Linked DNA regions of Homo sapiens: region 1 is linked to region 2. A link is a contact called in ENCODE Hi-C or POLR2A ChIA-PET data. All regions are on one chromosome and are shown on one strand. The core of a region is the stretch at or near the end of the contact, and the rest is flanking DNA. Distances in the headings are between cores, read along the strand shown. Region 1 overlaps EDEM1 (ER degradation enhancing alpha-mannosidase like protein 1). Region 2 overlaps ITPR1 (inositol 1,4,5-trisphosphate receptor type 1).

Evidence for each region. A loop is a pair of places that touch in the nucleus more often than their neighbours do. ChIA-PET counts read pairs that join two places held with the same protein, here RNA polymerase II (POLR2A). Pooled maps may share reads with other maps.
Region 1: a pooled map shows a loop between it and region 2 (2.3-fold over the local background). The contact joins two enhancer-like sites. A Hi-C loop is called at or near these places in 4 of 168 maps with a recorded cell type or tissue (CD4-positive, alpha-beta T cell, GM12878 and naive thymus-derived CD4-positive, alpha-beta T cell), 11 of 37 single-sample maps with no recorded cell type and 11 of 50 pooled maps. POLR2A ChIA-PET finds 5 or more read pairs at or near these places in 7 of 52 experiments (GM12878, activated CD4-positive, alpha-beta T cell, activated CD4-positive, alpha-beta memory T cell and 2 more).

What each region holds. Positions count from the first base shown.
Region 1 is chr3:5,203,744-5,208,005 of GRCh38, reverse strand. It overlaps EDEM1 (ER degradation enhancing alpha-mannosidase like protein 1), which reads right to left. Exons shown (of 12, transcript NM_014674.3): 6 at 2,765-2,939; 7 at 733-853. Among named protein-coding and RNA genes, the nearest start is that of EDEM1, 18 kb to the right of the region's middle. RefSeq lists an enhancer at 2,252-2,491. Within about 2 kb of position 2,410, at least 2 of the 41 ENCODE cell types and tissues checked have a DNase peak (open chromatin) inside an H3K27ac peak, as active enhancers do.
Region 2 is chr3:4,843,399-4,848,077 of GRCh38, reverse strand. It overlaps ITPR1 (inositol 1,4,5-trisphosphate receptor type 1), which reads right to left. Exons shown (of 62, transcript NM_001378452.1): 62 at 572-1,939. The coding sequence ends at 1,853. The region is part of intron 2 of LOC124906209 (a long non-coding RNA gene); the gene reads left to right. Among named protein-coding and RNA genes, the nearest start is that of EGOT, 94 kb to the right of the region's middle. Within about 2 kb of position 2,082, at least 2 of the 41 ENCODE cell types and tissues checked have a DNase peak (open chromatin) inside an H3K27ac peak, as active enhancers do.

The DNA.
Region 1 (4,262 bases), core at 1,161-3,660, 360 kb before region 2:
GCCCCCGAGTTCTTAGTTGACCTACACATACGGTTAAAGACAAAACCAACCCAAAAGTGACAACCCAGACAAATAAATGCCCTCCCTATCTGGCCACTAATGCCAAATTGATGTGAGCTGCACACAGAAAAAGAGATTACGTGTACTCATGAACAAGGAATAAACAACTGAGCGATGGATTATCCAAAAATCTCACACAGCCCAGCACAGTGCCTCATGCCAGTAATCCCAGCACTTTGAGAGGCTGAGGCGGGCAGATCACCTAAGGCCTGGAGTTCGAGACCAGCCTGGACAACACAGTGAAACCCCGTCTCTACTAAAAGTACAAAAAATTAGCCGGATGTGGTGGCAGGCGCCTGTAATCCCAGCTACCCTGGAGGCTGAGGCAGGAGAATCTCTTGAACCCAGGAGGCGGAGGTTGCAGTGAGCCAAGATTGCGCCACTGCACTCCAGCCTGAGCAACAGAGGAAGACTTCATCTCAAAACAAAAACAAACAAAAACAAAAATCACACACAGTCACTTCTCAAGCACGGTTTTGCACTTGTGTGGAATGGCTCTGTTCAATATTCTGGAGACTAATTTCTCAAACAGAGAGATGAAGACGTATAGTGTCAGTGACCTCCCAAATCCAAAGGAGACAGAGAATGCTCAGGGTATTAAAAAAGAAAGAAAAGGAGGGAGAAGCCCTTTCTGGTGATTGGTTATTCTTAGGAAATCTGATGGCAAAATACCTGCAGTCCAGGGAAAAAGGCCTGCAGAGAGTCAATCCAGGTGTTCATCAGCTGCCCACTGAACATGTTCACGTTGACATAGAGTGGAGGGTCTCCTTCTCCTTCATTGCAGGCTTCCCGCCTGCAAACCCAAGCAGCACATTCAGTGGTGAAAAGAAAGCTCACTGACAGATCTCTACCTCTCCAGCAGCTGCTGGTAGTTTCATTTAAACGGAATTAACATTAATTTTTTCTCCTAACTCATTCCTTAAACCTCTGCAGACAGACTGCCTTTAATTATCTACATTAGACTCTAGCAGAAGATAATATTTTCCACAGGATCAAAGTTCCTAACGCAGCCATTGTAATATGTCAGGATTTCACAGTATTCTGCAGAAAGCACTTTGAGCTTTGGGTTTAAGAGCCCTGCCACATAAGAGAATTCAGTATATAGTATGGGCCTATGCTGGATTTCACCTGAGCAGAAAAGCTTGGTTCTTTTGGTACAAAGAGTCTCTTCTCTAGTAATGTCCTACAGCATGGGCCTGGAGAAATGCATCAGAGCAAGACCCTTGGGGATTACTGCTCAATTTAGTTTGTGGCTTTGAAAAGCAAAAATAAATAAATTCCACTCAAAAGGCCCCTTACTTAAACATAGCACATACAAGTGGTTCCTACAACAGCAATGTAGAAATGGACCCAAGAAAATCCAAGCAGGAAGCTCAGTAGCTATAACTTGCACTGAAACTGGACACTTAACATAGAAATACATACAAAGAAAGATCTGGGGGCCAGGTGTGGTGGCTCACACCTGTAATCCCAGCACTTTGGGAGGCCGAGGCGGGTGGATCACGAGGTCAGGAGTTTGAGACCAGCCTGACCAACATGGTGAAACCCCATCTCTACTAAAAATACAAAAATCAGCCAGGCAAGGTGGTGCACGGCTGTGATCCCAGCTACTCAGGAGGCTGAGGCAGGAGAATCGCTTGAACGCAGGAGGCAGAGGTTGCAGTGAGCCAAGATCGTACCACTGTACTCCAGCCTGGGTGACAGAGCAAGACTCTGACTCAAAAAAAAAAAAAAAGAAAGATCTGGGAAAGAGAGTGACACTACGTAGAAGCCACTGTAGCTTCAAATGGCTCTCTCTCTCCTGTCATCCTGGAGGAACAACAGAAAATGGTGAATAATGTTTTAAACAAACTCAGAGAGAAAAAAAAATGTGGTAACTGTCCTTTCTATCACCAAGTATAAAAACCAATCCTAACAGTTCTTTGTAAAGTATTAGAACCAAAACATTGTCCTGCATTGCAGATCTATCTGCAATTAAAGCCACAGTTAAACACTGGGATGTGTCAGCCCCTGTAGTAGCAGCAAGTCTCTAAGACGGCCCCCGAGAACCTCCATCCGTGCGAGCCACACGCTTGCACAGCCCCCTCCCACACTGAATGTATCATTTTGATCTGGGTGACTAATGGTCTGGCAGAAGTATTGGTATATCATTCCCAGACTAGTCATGAAAGCACTGTGGTTGCCATTTTGGCCTCTTTCTTTTTCTCTCAGATCACTCACTCTGGGGGAAGCCAGTGGCCATAAGCTACCTACAAAGAGGCCCCTTGGCAAAGAACTGAGCCCTCCAGCCAACAGCCAAAGAGGAACTGAAGACTGCCAGCAACCAAAGTGAGCCTGGAAGGGGATCTCCCAGCACCATTGGGCCTTAGCATGGCTGTGGCCCTGGCCACCAGCTTGACAACAACCTCAGGAGAGATCCTGGGCCAGAATGACTGGCTCAGCTGCTCCTGGATTACTGTCCCTAAGAAACTTCATGAGATAATGCTTGTTGTTTTAAGCCACTAGGTTCTGGGGTACTATGCTATGCAGCGACAGAAAGATAACACAGCTCTTTGCCCCCAGATGACTGACAAACTAGGAGAGGTGGTAAGGTGAGGGCAGAGATAAACAGACCCTGTGATTGTGTGTTAAAAAAAATACAAACGCTTCAGAATGCATTCTATTTGCTTTACAAGGCAACAGAGGAGATGTTAGGGAGACATACCCTCTTCTTAAGTAGTTCTGAATACTCTGATATGCAGCATTAAACATTTCTAGGTCTTCTTTTTCTCCAAAGAGAATGTAAGATTTCAAGAGGTATTCATAGAAGGAGTCCAGCCCGGCACCCAGGCCACTCTGCTTTCCAACCCAGTGGCCCGTCTGAATGTTCACGACATTGCCTGCAAAAATAAACAAGGCACTTGAGGTCCCAGCTGTCTCATCGGGGAGGACATGAATGGAGACAGGCCTCCTACTCCAACCACACTGCTCCTCAGCACCTTTATCCTTGGCATACAGGAGAAGGAGGTGGTTGCTTGGACCTAACATTTTTATCAGTCTTATCACTAACTTAGCCTAGACATCTTCTAAATATATAGCATTTACTGACACAAACATGGGGATAAACATTTAATGCAAAATAAAAATAGGTTTCTCATTTTGCTTTTCCAGATTGACGATGCATTTCAAAACCCAAGAGTTTTTCACAGACTTTAACCCAGTACTGCCATTCCTGGGAATTTATCCAAAAAAAGATGATTTTAAAAAGAAAAAGTGGCCAGGCATGATGGCTCACACTTACAATCCCAGCACTTTGGGAAGCCGAGGCAGGTGGATCGCTTGAGCTCAGGAGTTCGAGACCAGCCTGGGCAACATGGTGAAACTCTGTCTCTACCAAAAATACAAAAAATTTGCTGGGTGCGATGGCAGGTGCCTGTAGTGCCAGCTACTCAGGAGGCTGAGATGGGGGGTTCACTTGATCCCAGGGATCACTTGAGCCTGGGAGGAAGAGGTTGCAGTGAGCAGAGACTGTGCCACTGCCGTCCAGCCTGGGTGATGGAGGGAGACCCTGTCTCAAAAGACAAAAAAAAAAAGAAAAGGGAAAAGATAATTTTTTTTAATAATAAAAACAACAACAAAAGTGGTCATTATGAATGCAAGGCAACAACCTGGAAACAAATGATCTGCCAAATGTCAGGCAGAATCAAAATATATGTTTATATTATAATGAAAAATATATAGAAGTTACACAGGCCAGGCTGAAAGGGTCTATGGAAACCTAAAAAGTTGACAATCGGGAGTGACACTGGTCAACTATTTGGTGATAGGCTGACAATTTGAGTGACTTCTTTATTTCTATTGCTGTTGTTAAATACAACAAATGTATACATAAATTTCAGAACTTAAGACAGTTACATGAGTTAAAATAACACCTAGGCTGGGCACAGTGGCTTACACCTGTAATTCCAGTACTTTGTGAGGCCAAGGTGGGAGAATTGCTTGCGCTCAGGAGTTTGAGACTAGTCAGGCAACATAGTGAGACCCTGTCTCTACATAAAATAAACAAAATTAGCTGGACATGGTGGCACAAGCCGGTCGTCTCAGCTACTTGGGAGGCTGAGGTGGGAGGATCACTGAACCCGGCAAGTGGAGGCCGCAGTGAGCCAAGATCACACCACTGAACTCCAGCCTAGGTGACACAGTGAGACCCTAACTCAAAATAA
Region 2 (4,679 bases), core at 833-3,332:
TTACAAAACTAGCCATTTAACTGGAATTTAATCTTGACCTAGTTCCCAACATTGGGTGGTATTATTTACCAAAGCATAGAGAAAATTAGTGTCAAAAAAAGCAGCCAGGGCAAGCACTGATTTGAGGAGGGAACAGGTTTTACTACGTTTGGACAGGCAAGGTGGCTCTGTAAAAACATTTTACACTTTGCTGAAGGACCCTGACCACTGGGCATGAACTAAAACAAATTTCAGCTGTTCCCGATACTTCCACATGGCACACAGCAAATTAAAGATCCCCCAGTAAAAGCAGAAGAGACAGGAGATTTAGTAGGGCGCTCCCGACAGCCTGGCTGGCAGTCACTAATCCAGAAGAATGAATGAATGTTGTACTAAATACTCCCCAATGTTTGTTCTAATAATTCTCCTCAGAGCTGTCATAACAACAGCAAGTGTTTTTTTAAATAATCAGGTAAACATTTTCTGAATTAACCTGGTAATCAAACCGACTGTACTTCAAACTGATCCTAAAGAAAGTACATAAATGGAATAGCAGTTAAGTCACAAATGCCAAATGAAAGCCACCAACCAGTCACTGTATATTCTGCATCATTTATTAAATATTTTTATATATGCATTTACAAACTTTACTCATTTCAGAACTCTGCTTTCAATGCATTTTTAAACTGTTTTTTTTTTTTTTGCAGAGAGATTCTCTTGTAAAATGAGATCCATGTACAAAACTAGGCAACAGATATAAAAGTTTCCTTTCATATTTTTCATCCATCAAGAAAAGAAATCATGTGACAAGAAATAAAACCAAAATGTGGCTCTTTCAGAAGAATAACATGTCTGTGGTCAACTATGACTTCTAATGAGATAGTTCATATTTCATCTTTATATGGATGTATATAGTTTTAATACTTCTTAGCTACTGTAGCATGTTGGTTCAGATGAAGAAAAAATAAACTCTATTGTTTGGACTAGATAATCTAGAAACCATCAATTATGCATGTCTTTATAATGCGACATCAAAATTTACCCAGGAGATGACACTGATTGGCCAGCAGTATGCATTTATCCTGAACATTGCATAGAAAGTTCCCTTTAAAAAATTCATTATCTTCTTCACAAGCTAAAGTATGAGCCTCTAATTTGGCTCTCTTATTTAAAGAAATAGTTTAAATGATCAATTTAGAAGCTTAAAAGTATCTTTGAAACTAAAGTTGCTTTTCTTAAAATGAATGCTGATTTAACAGTTCATAGACTTGGAGCATTATCACTAGGAGACGGAGGCACTACTGCCACTAACGAGAAACAGCATCACCAGAGGATAATTACATGGTACAAAATGCCCAGGGGCCTGAAACTCACTATTAATATAATTTTGGCAGCAGCATCATTTGAAAGTTAACCATTTATTACATAGTATTAACACACCAGCTTCAAAGAAGTGCACTCCCTTTAGGACACTCGGGAGCTACAAATGTATTGTGATTGCATAATTCGTATTGCACAGTTTTATAAAAAACATAAATACTGGCTATTCTAGTTTTAAATACAAAATACATGTCATATACTTTTAAATCTATAATCTGGTTCAAGTGCAAATCAGGTGCTTTCTGTTAGTCCTTCCAAAAAAGGCATTTTTAATATTTTTGGCACAAATGAAATGTCATCATGCCAACAATTCTAATTACAATACATATATCCAAACCTTTAGAGTAGCAATCATATACATACAGTATAAAACTGAGTATTTACAAATGTATTCAGCATAAATGTAACCTTCGTGGGTGAATCAGAACTCATTAGCCATACCCACACTAATAATAATTATAAAAGGTAAATACAATTCCTTTCTTTCATTTGCTTATGCTGGTTGTTGTGGGTTGACATTCATGTGAGGAGGATGTCCTAGAAGACCAATTCTTTGTTTCTGCTTCCTTTGTTCTGTCATCTGGAAAGTTAAAAAGTTTCATCATTAGACCCAGATACTTCCTGTACGTCAAATCGCATACTGAACCATAGATTTACCTCTGTGGTTATGGTTTATACTGAAACCCACTTTCTACAAATAGTGTACCATCGCTATATCAAACACACAGCACTTCAAAAAAGGCATCTTCTTAGGCAGAATGGGAAATTCTGTGACCTAGTCATGCAATGTAACATTCAGAAGTATTGCTTGCCACTTGTTTCATAAAGAAACAAAAAACAATAAAAGCACAGGATTCTTTCTTGTTTCCCAAATGCACTTCCAAATGATTTGAAGACTCATTGGAAAATGGTGGCTTTGTACGATAGTAACAACACGCCATACTAACAAGAAAAGCAGTGTTTAGAATCCTAGGTTTGAGAGGGAGGGTTCGTGTCCACACTTTCAGTGGGTCCTGATTTTTCTCTTCAATGACTCTTGAGTAGTTGGTTAGAGAAAAAAAAAATTACCTACCATAACTAGGAAAATGAGAAATGTTCTCAAATCTCTTTGAGGTCCAGAATGATTAAATGCTGTAAATAATGCTGTGACCATTCACGGTATCTATTTCTTGCCACCCAGTAGACACTGAGGCTCGCTGAAGGTCAGGCGAGACCATTGCCTAAGACTAGTTCAAATGAAAAAGTACTTTCAAAATCCCAAACAAGAAGCCGATTCTATTCATTTGGTTGCTGAACTAAATATATTCTCATGTTGATGGGTCTCTAGACCTGTTCTAGGTATTTTAGGGCATACTTACTTCTGTCTCTGTATTAAGATTTTCCTTAACCCAGTTAGTCTTAGTTTTGGATTTTAGGGTGAGCATTCAAGTCAACTGAGATAAAAAGGCTATACGGAATATATATTCAAGAAAATTGTTGTCTGCAAGTGGGTTAAGGTCCTACTCCTATGTTTTTAGCTTCCTAAAATTGTAGAGGAATTAGGGTAAAAAGAATAAAGGCTTTGGAATCAGATCTAGTTTCTTATGGTTTTGTCATTTAACTTATCAAAGTCTGTTTTCTCATCCATACAATCAGGATGATAATTCCTAGCTGATTGGTGGAGAATTGCGAGGTTATACGCAAATTTATTAGCATAGCATCTGTCACATAGTAGATGTGACACTTAATCTCACTTTTCACATGAACTCATTTTTGGTACAAAATATCTGGAGAGAACATAAAACAAGACTAATTTACCTAGGTTCAATTTCAATGTGGTTATTTTTTCTTCTTCAAAACTAGCATTATCCTCTCAAATCAAAATACTATTTTTAGGCTCCTGTGGAGATGCTTTCTCTGTTATAATTTAGATGAGAAGACTTACAAGGACTTAGTATTTCCAAAAGGTAGCTTTTAATAAAGCTTTTAATTAAGAATTGGATTAGGAAATTCCAGCTAGCCCCTGAAGTTTCCTTAGGTGAGTGACATCTTTAAAGGAAGTGTTACACACTACACTGTATCCACAGATTCGGCTCAGGAAGGAGAACCTAATATGACACATGAAATAAATTCACAATTAGGTTAAAATGCCAGTAATTCATTCATCTTACTACCTGATAGTTCAGATGTTTAGCTCAGATTTTTCTCCCACAACCCTTCCCTTGGCAGGTAACCTTGAGAGGGAATCCAATACAACTTAGCTAAATTTGGATAATCTCAAGTGTTCAAATTGATTTAGAAATCTTGGTGTGCTCAGCCAGGTGCAGCGGGCTCACGCCTGTAATCCCACCACTTGGGGAGGCTGAGGTGGGCAGACTGCTTGAGCCCAGGAGTTCGAGACCAGCCTGGGCAACGTAGCAAAACCCCATCTCTACCAAAGGGGAAAAAAAATTAGCTAGGCATGGTAGCGTGCACCTGTAGTCCCAGCTACTTGAGAAGCTAAGAGTGGGAGGATCACTTGATCCTGGCAGGTGGAGGTTGCAGTGAACAGTGATGATGCCACTGCACTCCAGCCTGGGCAACTGAGATCTTGTCTTGGAAAAAAAAAAAAAAAAATCTTGGTCTGCTCAACCCTTATTGAAGGATACTTTACTCAAAGCTTATATTTAAAGCTGCTGAAATCTTTCAACTCAAAGTTGAATGTCAAAGTTGGCCATTAAGACTTTTTTCCCCTGTAATTTTGCTTTAAATAACTACTTGTATTTGAGATGACCTTTTAGTATGCGTATTTTCATCCCTGTTTGTTACATCAGCTCTCCTTGACTTTTCAATTTGTCAGTTAGTCTTTCTCTTCAACTTGAAGAAACCTCTGAAACTTTACAACAAAGGAGTCTTCAGTTGGTGGCCTGGCTTCCTTTTCACTTCCACAGCCGCGGCCTGATGCCTCCTCAGTTAGCAGCCCTATTCATCTGTCTTCATAAGTGATCCCATCGCCCACCCTCCCTCCGTCCCTATCCTTAAGGCTCCCCACTGATGTGGGTTATTGGCCAATTCTTTGCTCAGGTAGTCATATTCCTGATAATTTTAAGTACCAACTACACATCTAATGTTCTTTTCTGTTTCTCTAGAAGAATGGTTCTCAAACTTCAGCATGCGCCAGAATCACCCAGAACATTTGTTAAAACACAGATCAGAAACAGAGTTTCTGACTCAGTAGGTCTGGGGTAGGTCCCATGAATCTGCTTTTCTAACGATTTCCCAGATGATGTAGACGTTGCCGGTCTGGGGACTACACTTTGAGAACCACTGCTCTAGAAGAGGTTTTTCACTGATAATCTCCA